2 separate regions of the Mus musculus genome follow, and region 1 is linked to region 2. The links are chromatin loops, found by intact Hi-C in ENCODE. Cell type or tissue: left cerebral cortex. All regions are shown on one strand.

Evidence for each region. A loop is a pair of places that touch in the nucleus more often than their neighbours do. Peaks named below come from ENCODE experiments on the same cell type or tissue, not always from the same donor. Only the 100,000 strongest peaks of a DNase experiment are listed, where the experiment ranks them.
Region 1: a loop joins it to region 2, with 2.5 times the contacts of the local background. A loop is called at or near these places in 21 of 42 quality-filtered maps.

Annotation. Positions count from the first base shown.
Region 1 is chr15:89,074,850-89,077,349 of GRCm38, forward strand. Trabd (TraB domain containing) reads left to right here and starts at 1,215. Exons shown (of 10, transcript NM_026485.2): 1 at 1,215-1,292. 1810021B22Rik (RIKEN cDNA 1810021B22 gene) reads right to left here and starts at 1,005. Exons shown (of 4, transcript NR_040417.1): 1 at 765-1,005. In left cerebral cortex, a CTCF peak has its summit at 1,005; DNase peaks (open chromatin) are centred at 800, 1,071 and 1,588; H3K4me3 peaks cover 2,307 bases; H3K27ac peaks cover 1,860 bases.
Region 2 is chr15:88,827,912-88,830,411 of GRCm38, forward strand. No RefSeq gene overlaps it. Among named protein-coding and RNA genes, the nearest start is that of Gm23144, 6.1 kb to the right of the region's middle. In left cerebral cortex, CTCF peaks have their summits at 239, 461, 996 (motif pointing right) and 2,119; DNase peaks (open chromatin) are centred at 225, 572, 987 and 2,028.

The DNA.
Region 1 (2,500 bases), 250 kb after region 2:
ATTGTGCTTTGTGAACGGGTAGAGTGGGCCTGGCAGTCTCAGCTCTAAGCCCACCCCTGTCTTCTGTTAAGCAGAATGAATGGGGCTGAGGAGGCCTGAAGAGGCCACAGAACACAGACATCAAAGTAGTGGACAAGGGGGGGGGGGGATGAATGGTGCTTCACTAAGGAGCAAAGAAGGCAGAGGTCCCCTTGAGGCCAGGCCCTCCGGGAGACCAGGAAGCTGTAAGAAGATGCTGGCAGGAAATACCTGTCAGTAGTCTCCATGCGGGCCTCTTGTGTAACAGACTGCTGGAGGGAATTCTGCCTGGTGCAGGAAGAATTCTCTTCCTCAAAGTGGCCGACTTCCAGGAGGGCCATTCACAGGTACAATGTCAAGGCAGGGTCTCCAAAAATCAGGGCCAGAGTTGTAACCCTTTGGAACCTGAAAGGGCTGGATGGGGCAGCTGGGAACTAGGCAGAGATTACTTCCCCTTTGGAGGGCCCGTGCCAGGGCCTGCTCCAGGTCGTCACTGCCTGGCTCTCACAGGAGCCTATCTTGGGGTACTCAAATGGAGACGTGTCCATTATGGGCTCACCCGGCTCCTCTCATCCACTCATCAACCCTGATCAGGAGGACCTGCAGCCCGGAGACCTGGCCTGAGTGGGCCAAGTGGCCTCTCTCCCTGCCCTACCCTTTAAGGTGCCCTAGGAGACTGGTGAGTTTGAAGCCTGCGTTAAGATACTGGGCACTTGCTGTCACTGGGGCCCCGCCCACCCTGAGACCTCCGCAGTCTCCGGGCTCTCAGTCACAAGCAGCTGAACACGTAGGAAGTCCTGATGGCCTGGGGCTGACTGGGCCAGCTTTTGTCCCTTTAGTTCTGCCCTTGAGCCTCTCCACTTGGCATGCGATTCTCCAAGGAAACCAGAAGGGCGCCTCGTATGATCCCTAGCTTCTGTCCCGGTCCAGTGCGCTGACGGCTCCCTAGACTCCAGGCCGTGGTGCGGACGGACGCTTCAAGAACGCAGCCCCGTCACACAGACTCGCCTGTGGGGGGCCCAGCACCCCGCGGTGAACTGGAGTTGCGCTCTAGGACCTGGGGGCGTCGGGCCGGGAGGCGGAGCCCTGCGCTTAGACCCCGGCGGGGGCGGGGCCTCGCGCGCGCGGCCCTGGGAGGTGTTTCCCGGCATGCTGCGCGGCCCGCACCCTCGGCCCGTCCGGCCCGTCCGGCCGCCCCGCCCCGCCCCGGCCCAGCCCGTCAGCCCGGCGACGCGCGCATGGAGGCCGGCTGAGGAGCGCCGCCGCCTCTCTCGGTACGCCGTGGCCTGACCGGGCGGGCGGGCGGGCCGGGGCTCCTCGCGCCTCGACGGCGCGGGCGGGAGGGCGCGGGCTGCAGGTGGGGACTGCGAAGACCAGGGTATCCGGAGCTCACCGGGTCGGGCTGACCCAGGACGGTGTAGATGCTCCTGGGCTCTGCTCCTGGGCTCGGGAGTCCCCGAGAGGACCCCGGAGGCTCAGAAGCGCCCTCGCTGGCTTTGGGACGTCAAGAGCTTCTTTAGAAGTGGGGACAGTCTCCAAGCTTTCGTGCTCCCCAAGCGGAGGGGCTGGAGGTCCGCTGGTCTTGTGCGACGCAGCTGTCCCTGGGCCTCCTTGTCTGTCTTGTCGCCCTAGGAAGACTCATCTTGCGGTGGCCGTGGTACTGGGGGCAGGATGCCAGCAGGGCTCTGGCACAGTGGACTGCTAGCCGGGAGCCTGCAGGCTCCTCCGGGGCATCTCCAGGTGGACAGAAACCAGGTCCCCGGGAGAGCTGGCCAGGCTTCTTCACCTCGGGTTTGTTTCCTCTTCCGGCCCTCAGCTCTGCCACACTTAGGTAAAATATGTCCTGCCTGAGCAGGTTTTCCCGGGTCCTGCAGTGGCTGGGCTCCCAGAGACAGACCAGAGGAGGCCAGGGCTTTTGCACACCCTGTCATTTCTTGCTGTCTTGGTTTTCTGAGTAGACAGTGAAGGCTTGTCTAGTTTTTCCAGTTGATCGCGGTCAGCTTTGGACCAGCGGTGGGGAGCAAGCTGCCATCCGAGAAACAAGCTGCCATCCGAGAAACAGTTTTGTTTTAAGAGATTGAAAAGCTTGATGGGTGTGTCAGATCAGGGTGGTAACAGGGTTTTGTGGATTGAGAAATTTAAACGTTTATTCCTCTTAGTATAGCTTTAAAGGTTGGCAATCCTAGGTCTAATGCTAGTCTTTCGGGTGACTGATGAAGGCTCTGCCTGTCCTGTCGCCCTTTCTCGTTGTGTCCTCATAGCTGTTTAGTGTCTCTTACAAGGACACCAATCCCATCGTGGGTCCTGCCTTATGGCTTCACTTGAGTTCAGTCGTCTCTTAAAACCTCTGCATGTTGATGTAATTATTTTGAGCCTCATATTTTCGGTGTATGGATTTGGGTAAAACACACTTAGTATGGATAGATCCAGAAGAGAGACGGCTGTGGGGCTGGGCAGGTGGGGAGCTTGACTGACGTGGCTC
Region 2 (2,500 bases):
GCTGCGACCTGCGTGCACAGGCGAAGGCAGTGGACAGATGTTATGCCCTTTCCCCTGTACCTCACAGACACAACTGACAACTGACACCATGCCAACTGGGCCCTCTGGTCAGCTCCTGCCTGGAACCTAACATGGAGAATCTGGCCTGCCTCAGTTTGGCTTCTGTTCAGTTCCACCTGTGTGGCTCTGTCAGCTAGATGTCGCTCTTACCCTACTGGGATGGGGAGTTCATGTCAGGACACTGACCAGGGTTGACAAGCCGACAGCAGACCTGTGTGTGCAGGCCAGGATCCCTGCTGCTTCCCCAGTGTTCCTACCACAGGCAGCTCTCAGGTGACTGAAGGCAGACGCCACAGCCATCCAGCCATCCATCCTGACAGCTTAGTGACCCCTGGTGGCACTGTCTCCACAAGGCCACTGATGAGGTACACATCCTAGTGAAAGGTGGGGTTGCCTGGGCAGCCTTCTCATGAATGGTGCTGCAGGAATCAAGGACCAGGGTGTGGGTGGCTGCTGTTTGGGCGCTGGCCACTGTGGGGCACTGTTTGTGCTGTGGCCTTGGACCAGGTATTTCTGCTGCTGGGACATGCTCTTGTAACCCAGAGTCCCCGATGACCTGGTATCTCTTCCCAACCTGAGATGACGGCTACTTTTCCCTCCTTAAGTAAATAAATGTTTCTTGGGGGAGGAACCTGGGGATATATGCAGCAGACAGGGTCCATTGGGGAACGTGGACAGACTCAAGTAGGACCTCATCTGGTAGGCAAATTCAACAGACCGGGTCCCCTGACCACAGTGGCCTGGAGTTCCCAAGCTGAAGATCAGGAACATAGACCGTGGGGTTTGAATGTAGGCACCCCTCTGCCTGCACTCAGCCTTCTGGGTTGGGGCAGGGGACCCTAGGTTCCTTCTGTGCCTTGGCCCCCCGCAGACTGTGTGGAAGGCCAGAGTCACCTCTTCCTTACGCACCAGTCCTGTCTGGGTACATGGCCAGCAGGTGGCACTGTTGATCAGTACTGGCCAAGCCAACTCTAACACTCTGCTGTGTCTGGGTGGGACCAGTTCTTCACTACAGGGACATCCCTCCCCCCTCCCCCCCCTCCTCGTCACCCCCCCTCCGCCACCCCAGAGCTGCAACCTGGAGCCTGTGTGCTTCCCTCCCACCCGTGTTTGTGAGAGAATATTCAGACCGGTCCTTCAAAAGATAGGAAGAAAATCTTGGCTTCACATTTGACCTGTGGCCTGAAGTCTTGTGTCCCCCTCACCTAATCTGGGTACTGCTGCCCATATCGAGTCCTCCTTCAGAACACCTGTCATGCCCACCCTTCTTTGTGGGCCTTACCTGTCGAACAGTCTCCAGGGCATCAACCTGGGGCCTATGCTGGCTTTCTGGCCCAACCCCCTCTTTGCATGCTGTTAAGGAACACGCACACGCGCACACACACACACACACACACACACACGCACACGCACACGCACACGCACACACACATGTACGTTTGAGGATCTCACCATAGATTTCTAGATTCAGCAGGGTCTTTGGGTCTCAGCATAAACCCAGGTCGGGAGCCTTGCCAGGTACAGCCTTCTCTGGCCTTCAACAGGCATAATGGAAAGTTATTGAATCAGCTAGTAGTTCTTTCCAAAACTGACTCTGGTGGAAAGTATAGCTCAGTGTGGCCTTCTGGAAGGCTGGATGATAAGCCCTCCTTTTAGGCAGTGGTTATCAGTAGCCACTCTGGCCCCTATGGTGGGGTACAATGTCTGGACATGGAATGTCACATCTGAGGGACAATGTGACTATCCAGAGTGACTGGGTCCAGGGGTGTTTCTCTACACTCTGGGGTGTATGGTATGTATGGTACTACAGCGTGTATGCATGCACACATGTACACACACACACACCACACCACACCACACCACACCACACCACACCACACCACACCATCACACAGTGGCTAGCTCCAGGCAGCCACCTCAGAGGAAAAATGCTGACAGGAGCATCTGGCTGGCAGCCTGAATCTCAGCCAAGGATCTCTGCAGAGAGGAGAGCCACACTGGGTACGTGGGCAGCTTCGTGAGAATCAACCTTCCACTGTGGCAGAGCAGCAGCCAGTCTCTTGGGGGCACTGTCCTGAGTGTATTCACTGGTCATCGGGGCAGCCTTGCTGTCCAGGGAATGCATAGCTTCTGTCTAAACCATCACAGCCCTCCATTCATGTGCTCAGAGACTGACAGGGTTGCCAACACCTGACTAAGTCATTCTGTCTACCTGGCTGTCCAAAATGTCATCAATGGGACGTGCCTGTTGCTGACTTCTGGGGACATGCAAATAAACATCTCATTACCTCGAAAAGGTCAGCTGTGGCAGAAACCAATTCCAGCCAAGCCCAGTCTGCCAAAGCAATGAATTTATTGGTGAAGAGTTAGCTATACTGCCATTCCAGAAGCACTACATAGTGACTGTCCCTGGGTTTGCTGACCTGATGACAGAGCATGA